2 separate regions of the Homo sapiens genome follow, and region 1 is linked to region 2. A link is an interaction called in ENCODE POLR2A ChIA-PET data of the cell type or tissue named here. Cell type or tissue: PC-9. All regions are shown on one strand. Links, peaks and the distances in the headings refer to the core of each region. The heading gives the core; the rest is flanking DNA.

Region 1 (2,900 bases), core at 139-2,638, 140 kb after region 2:
CCTGACACTGGCTGTGTGTCGACACTGAGGGGATGAGACAGGCCTGCCCCCGGGCACTGGCCATGCCGAGCGCTGCCTCCGCTGCCTTCTCTGAGCCCAGCTCTCCGTCCTGCCCGTGAGCCCCCGGCACAGAGTCCCATTGTTAATGGAGGTGACAGGCGGGCAGCCGTGGGCAGACCGGGCAGAAGAGGTTAATGGCCAAAAATGAGCTTCTGGCTGGAGGCAGAAGGAGGGGCCATGGGGTCCCCATCCCACCCTGCACTGGGACTGGCTAAGGAGACATCAGGGCACCCACTAGGACCAGAGCAGAAGTGCCCGGACACTGAGCACCCCACTGCCCATTCTGCAGATGGGGGCCATGGGCCAGAAAGTTGGGGGGGTGGGGGCACAGGTGCCAAAACAGAGTCCCAGTCACTGCCTCAGGAAGCAGAAGCCACCTCTCCAAACCCAAAGTCAGCCCAGTGTGCAAGAGCTGGGACCAAGCAGGTGGGTCATGGCCACAGTGAGGAAGCTGACGTGCCCAGGGGGCCCTGTGGTTGCGGGGTGCTGGCACTGATATCCCGGCCTCGCCTGGCTGTTTGTGATGGGAACAGTCATCTGGGCACCCAGTGTACTGGCCTCACATGCTCCTCACCCCCCACCTCGTGCACGGCTGAATCTCAGGACCCCCACCAGCAGGTGCAGGGCCCCCTCATCCTCCCTGCCAGAGTCCTTCCGGGAGGCCAGAAACACGTCCAAGTTGTGCCCCGGGGCCCCTCTCGAGGCTGCCCCTCTTCTCTTCTCATGCAAACTTCTGCAAAGGCCCATCGGTGGTGAGGGGTGGAGGTGCTCCTTCAGCCTGCTCAGCGCTAGACACGGCCTTGTTCCCCCTCTGGGGCTCCTTGGTCCCCTGAGCTTCACTGGGCTTTATTTCCTGTATGCTGACATCTAGGTGCTCCAAGACCAGGCCTCCCTGCTCCCTACTTTCCTCCCCTGGACAATGGCCAGAGCCTCCAGCCAGTTGGTCTCCTGTGCTGTCAGCTGTGGCCTCTTCCAGACCTTCAAAGGGGTCAGTCTCGGGCTGGCCACTGAGGGACTACTGGTGTCAGGGTGACCTTGGACCCTAGTCTCCCGGGGCAGTGCTCAGCTGAACACGTCCAGAGTAGAGTCTATGTACAGAAGCAGCCGGCCTCCTGGCCCCCGCTCTCCACGGGGCTGCTGGCGTGACGGCAGCCCAAGCTGTCTCCCGGCCCGGAGCTGCCTGCACGGTCAGCTGGTCAGCTGGGCCAGGCCAGGTGGGCAGAGAGAAGGCTGGCATGCTCTGCCATCCACAGCACCCCTCCCAGTCCCCTGCCCCGCCCCAGGGACTTCCCTCAGACGGGCGTGTGCGGCTGTGTCAGGGAAGGTGGCATGGAGGCAGGAGGGAGACAGAGCCCCACGCCCACCCCAGAACCAGGGGCTGTTCCTCATGGACCCTGGGTGTGCTCTACCAGGGGGCTCTGCCAGCAGCCGGACCGGGGCCACGGAGATGCTGCTGAGCTCTCTTCTCTGCCCCATTCGAGGGGTGACACCCAGAAGCCCCGTGGGGTCCTCCCTTCTTCCCCAAGGCACCCCTGACCCCGACCTGAGCTGGGGACAGCCCGGGAGCCTGCGGCTGAGCCTGCAGAGAGCCCCAGGTCCTGGGGAGCTATGTGGGCCGGGCTCCCTGTGCTGTTTCAGAGTCAGCAGGGAGTAGCACACTCCCCTCTGGCTGGAGACCCCGAGACGCCCGCCTACCGCAAGTGTCGGGTTTAGGACGTCTCCCCTGAGCGAAGTCAGGGGCTCTGCCCCAGCCATGCCTGTGTCCGGGAGGGAGCAGGCCGGTCAGGCGAACCTCCCCTAGGCCCCAGCTGAGCAGTGGGGCTCCAGGCCTTTACGTTCTGGCAGCTCAGGGAGCTGCTTGGAACTTGGTGCAGCCCGGGAGGTGGGGCTGGGAGCAGCCCTGGCCCTGCTTCTCTCCTCCACCGCCCCAGGTCCTCTCAGGAGGGGACTCCCGTGGGGAGGGGGTCTTTCAAACAGCAGGGAAGTGCGTGGCCTCGTGGGGCAGCGCTGAGGCACCTCCCACAGGAGCCGGGAGTGAGGGCTGGAGGGGTCCGCATCCAGGAAGGGGGAGGGTGCTGGAGACCAGCCCCAGGTGGAGGCGGTCAGCCGGCAGGGCGGGGTGCGAGGGGCCGGTCCGGGCAGCCTCCGGTTTAGAGGAAAAGAGAACGGAGGGCAGGGCTCGCCCAGGGAGGGCAAGGAAGGGAGCCCGGCTCCGCTGGCTCAGTCCGCGGCACCCCTGTCCCCCAGGACAGCCCCCAGGGGCCCTGGCTCGGGTGGGCCGGCGGCTGTCAGGGGCCAGAGCCCTGATGGATAAGCGCTGACGGCCCCTCTCCCGCGCCCCGCGCCGCTGACACCCATCACGCCGCGGCGGGGACCCGGGAGACCTGGCGGCCTCTGTGCACCCCCGCGGCAGCCTGCGGGCAACGGGGGCGGGAGGCGCCGGGCGCCCCTGACTCGGCCGCACACCTGCGCCGCAGTCCGCTCTCCGTCCGCTGCCTCCCGGGTTCCCGGCCGCTCCACCGCGCGCCCCGAGAGCTGAGCCGGTCCCGGCGCACGAGGCCGGTGAGTGCGCGCCAGGGGGCGGCGGGGGGCGCGCGGGCGGCGGGGGCGCGGGGTTCGGGCCGGGGGCTGCTCCTTCCCTCCCGCCGCGAGCGCGGTCGGAGGTCGCAGCGCCCCCCGGAGCCCGGAGCCCAGGCGCACGCGCGCCCGCCTCTGCCGCCAACTTCGGGAGGTGCGAGCGGCGTCGGGGGGACGCGGGCGGCGGCGGAGGCTGCGGGAGTCGCTGCCGCTCGAGGGACCGCGGACCCGGGAGGTCCGGCTCCCGGCGCCGGGCCTCAGTT
Region 2 (2,900 bases), core at 308-2,807:
GGCTAATTTTTTCTATTTTTAGTAGAGACAGGGTTTCGCTGTGTTAGCCAGGATGGTCTTGATCTCCTGACCTCATGATCCACCCGCCTCGGCCTCCCAAAGTGCTAGGATTACAGGTGTGAGCCACAGCGCCCAGCTGCACCCAGCTAATTTTTGTAGTTTTAGTAGAGATGGGGTTTCACCATATTGGCCAGGCTGGTCTTGATCTCCTGACCTCGTGATCCACCCACCTTGGCCTCCCAAAGTGCTGGGATTACAGGCGTGAGCCACCGCACCCGGCCTATGCTAAGTTTTTAAACGTTTTCTTACTTTAGAGAGGGAGTTTTGCCCCGTTGCCCAGGCTGGAGTGCAGGGCTATTCACAGGCACAATCACAGCTCACTACAGCTTCAAATTACTGGACTCCAGCATTATGCTAAGTGAAATAAGCCAGTCAGAGAAAGAAGACTTCATGGTCTCATTTATATGTGGAATCCAGAAAAACCTCTGGGTCTTAAGAGCTCCTCCCACCTCAGTCTCTTGAGTAGCCGGGACTACAGGTGTGCACCACCACACCTGGCTAATGTTTTTTTGTTTGTTTTTTGAACTCCTGGGCTTAAGTGATCCTCCTGCCTCAGCCTCCCAAAGTGCTGGGATTACAGGCATGACCCACTGTGCCCAGTGGAAATGAATGTTATAGATATAGTCAAAGTTGTACTTCACCCTTTCTCTTCTGTCTGTCCTCTTGAATATAATTCTTTTTTCTTTCTTTCTTTTTTTTTTTTTTTTTGAGACAGAGTCTCGCTCTGTTACCCAGGCTGGAGTGCAATGGTGTGATCTCAGCTCACTGCAACCTCCGTCTCCGGGGTTCTAGCAATTCTCCTGCCTCAGCCTCCCCAGTAGCTGGGATTACAGGCATGCGCCACCATGCCTGGCTAATTTTTTGTATTTTTGTAGAGACAGGTTTCAGTATTTTGGCCAGGCTGGTCTTGAACTCCTGACCTCAAGTGATCCACCCCATTGGCCTCCCAAAGTTGGGATTACAGGTGTGAGCCACCGCACACGGCCTCAATGTAATTCTCAAGTATGTTTAGGTATTTTTTACTACAAACGAAAGCATTTGAAAACAAGATAGGTCATTGATCATGTGTTTTTAAACTTAACAAAAATTGGCTAGGCACGTTGGCTCACGCCTGTAATCCTAGCACTTTGGGAAGCCAAGGCGGGCAGATCACCTGAGGTCAGGAGTTCCAGATCAGCCTGGCCGAGATGGTGCAACCCCGTCTCTACGAAAAATACAAAAATTAGCTGGGTGTGGTGGCGGGCACCTGTAATCCCAGCTACTCGGGAGGCTGAGGCAGGAGAATCGCTTGAACCCAGGAGATGGAGGCTGCCGTGAGCTGAGACCGTGCCACTGCACTCCGGCCTGGGCAACAAGAACAGAATTCTGTCTAAAAAAATAAATGAAAAATGGTATTACATAGCATGTACTATCAATTGTGCAGATGTGGTGCACTCACTTAAACTGCTACACTTCACAACAGACAACAGGCTCCACTGAAGCCGTTCGGCTCTTCTTCCAGAGAAGTACAAATCCCCGAAGGAAACAAGGTCTTTCCATCTCCCTGCGGACATGTGCAGTTTCTCCGGCAGGTACTGGAAGGCGGATCCCACACTGGAGTATTCCGACCTTCAGCTGCACGACTGGTGCCAAATCCCCACTCCCTGGTGTCCCCAGACTTACTCTGATTGGTGTCAAGGGCTACACTCACACATTTTCCTGGTGACCAGTGAAGATGAGCATCTTTTTCATGTGTTTACCGGCCACCTGAATTTCCTCTTCTGGAGCTGCTTATTCATATTCTTTCCTCGTTTTTCTATCGGGTTGCTGTTCGTTTACTGTTTTTTGAGAAATTCTTTTGTGTATTCTAGAAATGAATATTTTGTCCATTAAATCCATTCTAACTCTCTCTTCCCAGTTGCTACCCCAAAATTTATATATTGGAGTCCTAACGCCAACGGGATGGTATTTGGAGATGAGGTCTTTGGGAGGTATAACTTAGGGTTAGGGCCGGGCGCGGTGGCTCACGCCTGTAATCCCAGCACTTTGGGATGCCGAGGCGGGTGGATCATGAGCTCAGGAGATCGAGACCATCCTGGTTAACACGGTGAAACCCCGGCTCTAGTAAAAATACAAAACAATTAGCCAGGCATGGTGGCGGGTGCCTGTGGTCCCAGCTACTGGGGAGGCTGAGGCAGGAGAATGGCATGAATCCGGGAGGCAGAGATTGCAGTGAGCTGAGATGGCGCCATTGCACTTCAGCCTGGACGACAGAGCAAGACTCCGTCTCAAAAAAAAATAATAATAATAATAATTAGGGTTAGATACGGTCAGCAAGGTGGGGCCCTCACGATGGGAACAGTGCCCTTATTAGAAGAGACAGTCTTTTTTTTTCTTTTTTCTTTTTTTGAGACGGAGTTTCACTCTTGCTGCCCAGGCTGGAGTGCCATGGCACAATCTCGATTCACTGCAACCTCCGCCTCCCAGGTTCTAGTGATTCTCCTGCCTCAGCCTCCCAAGTAGCTGGGATTACAGGCATGCACCACCATGCCTGGCTAATTTTTTGTATTTTTAGTAGAGATGGGGTTTCACCATGGCAAGCCTGGTCTTGAACTCCTGACCTCAGGTAATCCACCCGCATCGGTCTCCCAGAGTGCTGGGATTACAGGCGTGAGGCACCGTGCCCAGCCTTATTTTTATTTTATTGTTTTCCTTGAGATGGAGTTTCCCTCTTGTTGCCCAGGCTGGAGTGCAATGGTGGGATCTTGGCTCACTGCAACCTCCACCTCCCGGGTTCAAGTATTCTCCTGCCTCAGCCTCCCAGGTAGCTGGGATTACAGGACACGCCACCACGCTCAGCT

The links. Peaks named below come from ENCODE experiments on the same cell type or tissue, not always from the same donor. Only the 100,000 strongest peaks of a DNase experiment are listed, where the experiment ranks them.
Region 1: POLR2A ChIA-PET joins it to region 2 with 14 read pairs; 2 of 35 experiments call an interaction of 5 or more read pairs at or near these places.

The regions. Positions count from the first base shown.
Region 1 is chr16:557,614-560,513 of GRCh38, forward strand. PRR35 (proline rich 35) reads left to right here and starts at 2,781. Exons shown (of 3, transcript NM_145270.3): 1 at 2,781-2,900. In PC-9, for the core only: no CTCF peak of the experiment used is centred there; no DNase peak of the experiment used is centred there.
Region 2 is chr16:419,223-422,122 of GRCh38, forward strand. No RefSeq gene overlaps it. Among named protein-coding and RNA genes, the nearest start is that of RAB11FIP3, 5.0 kb to the right of the region's middle. In PC-9, for the core only: no CTCF peak of the experiment used is centred there; no DNase peak of the experiment used is centred there.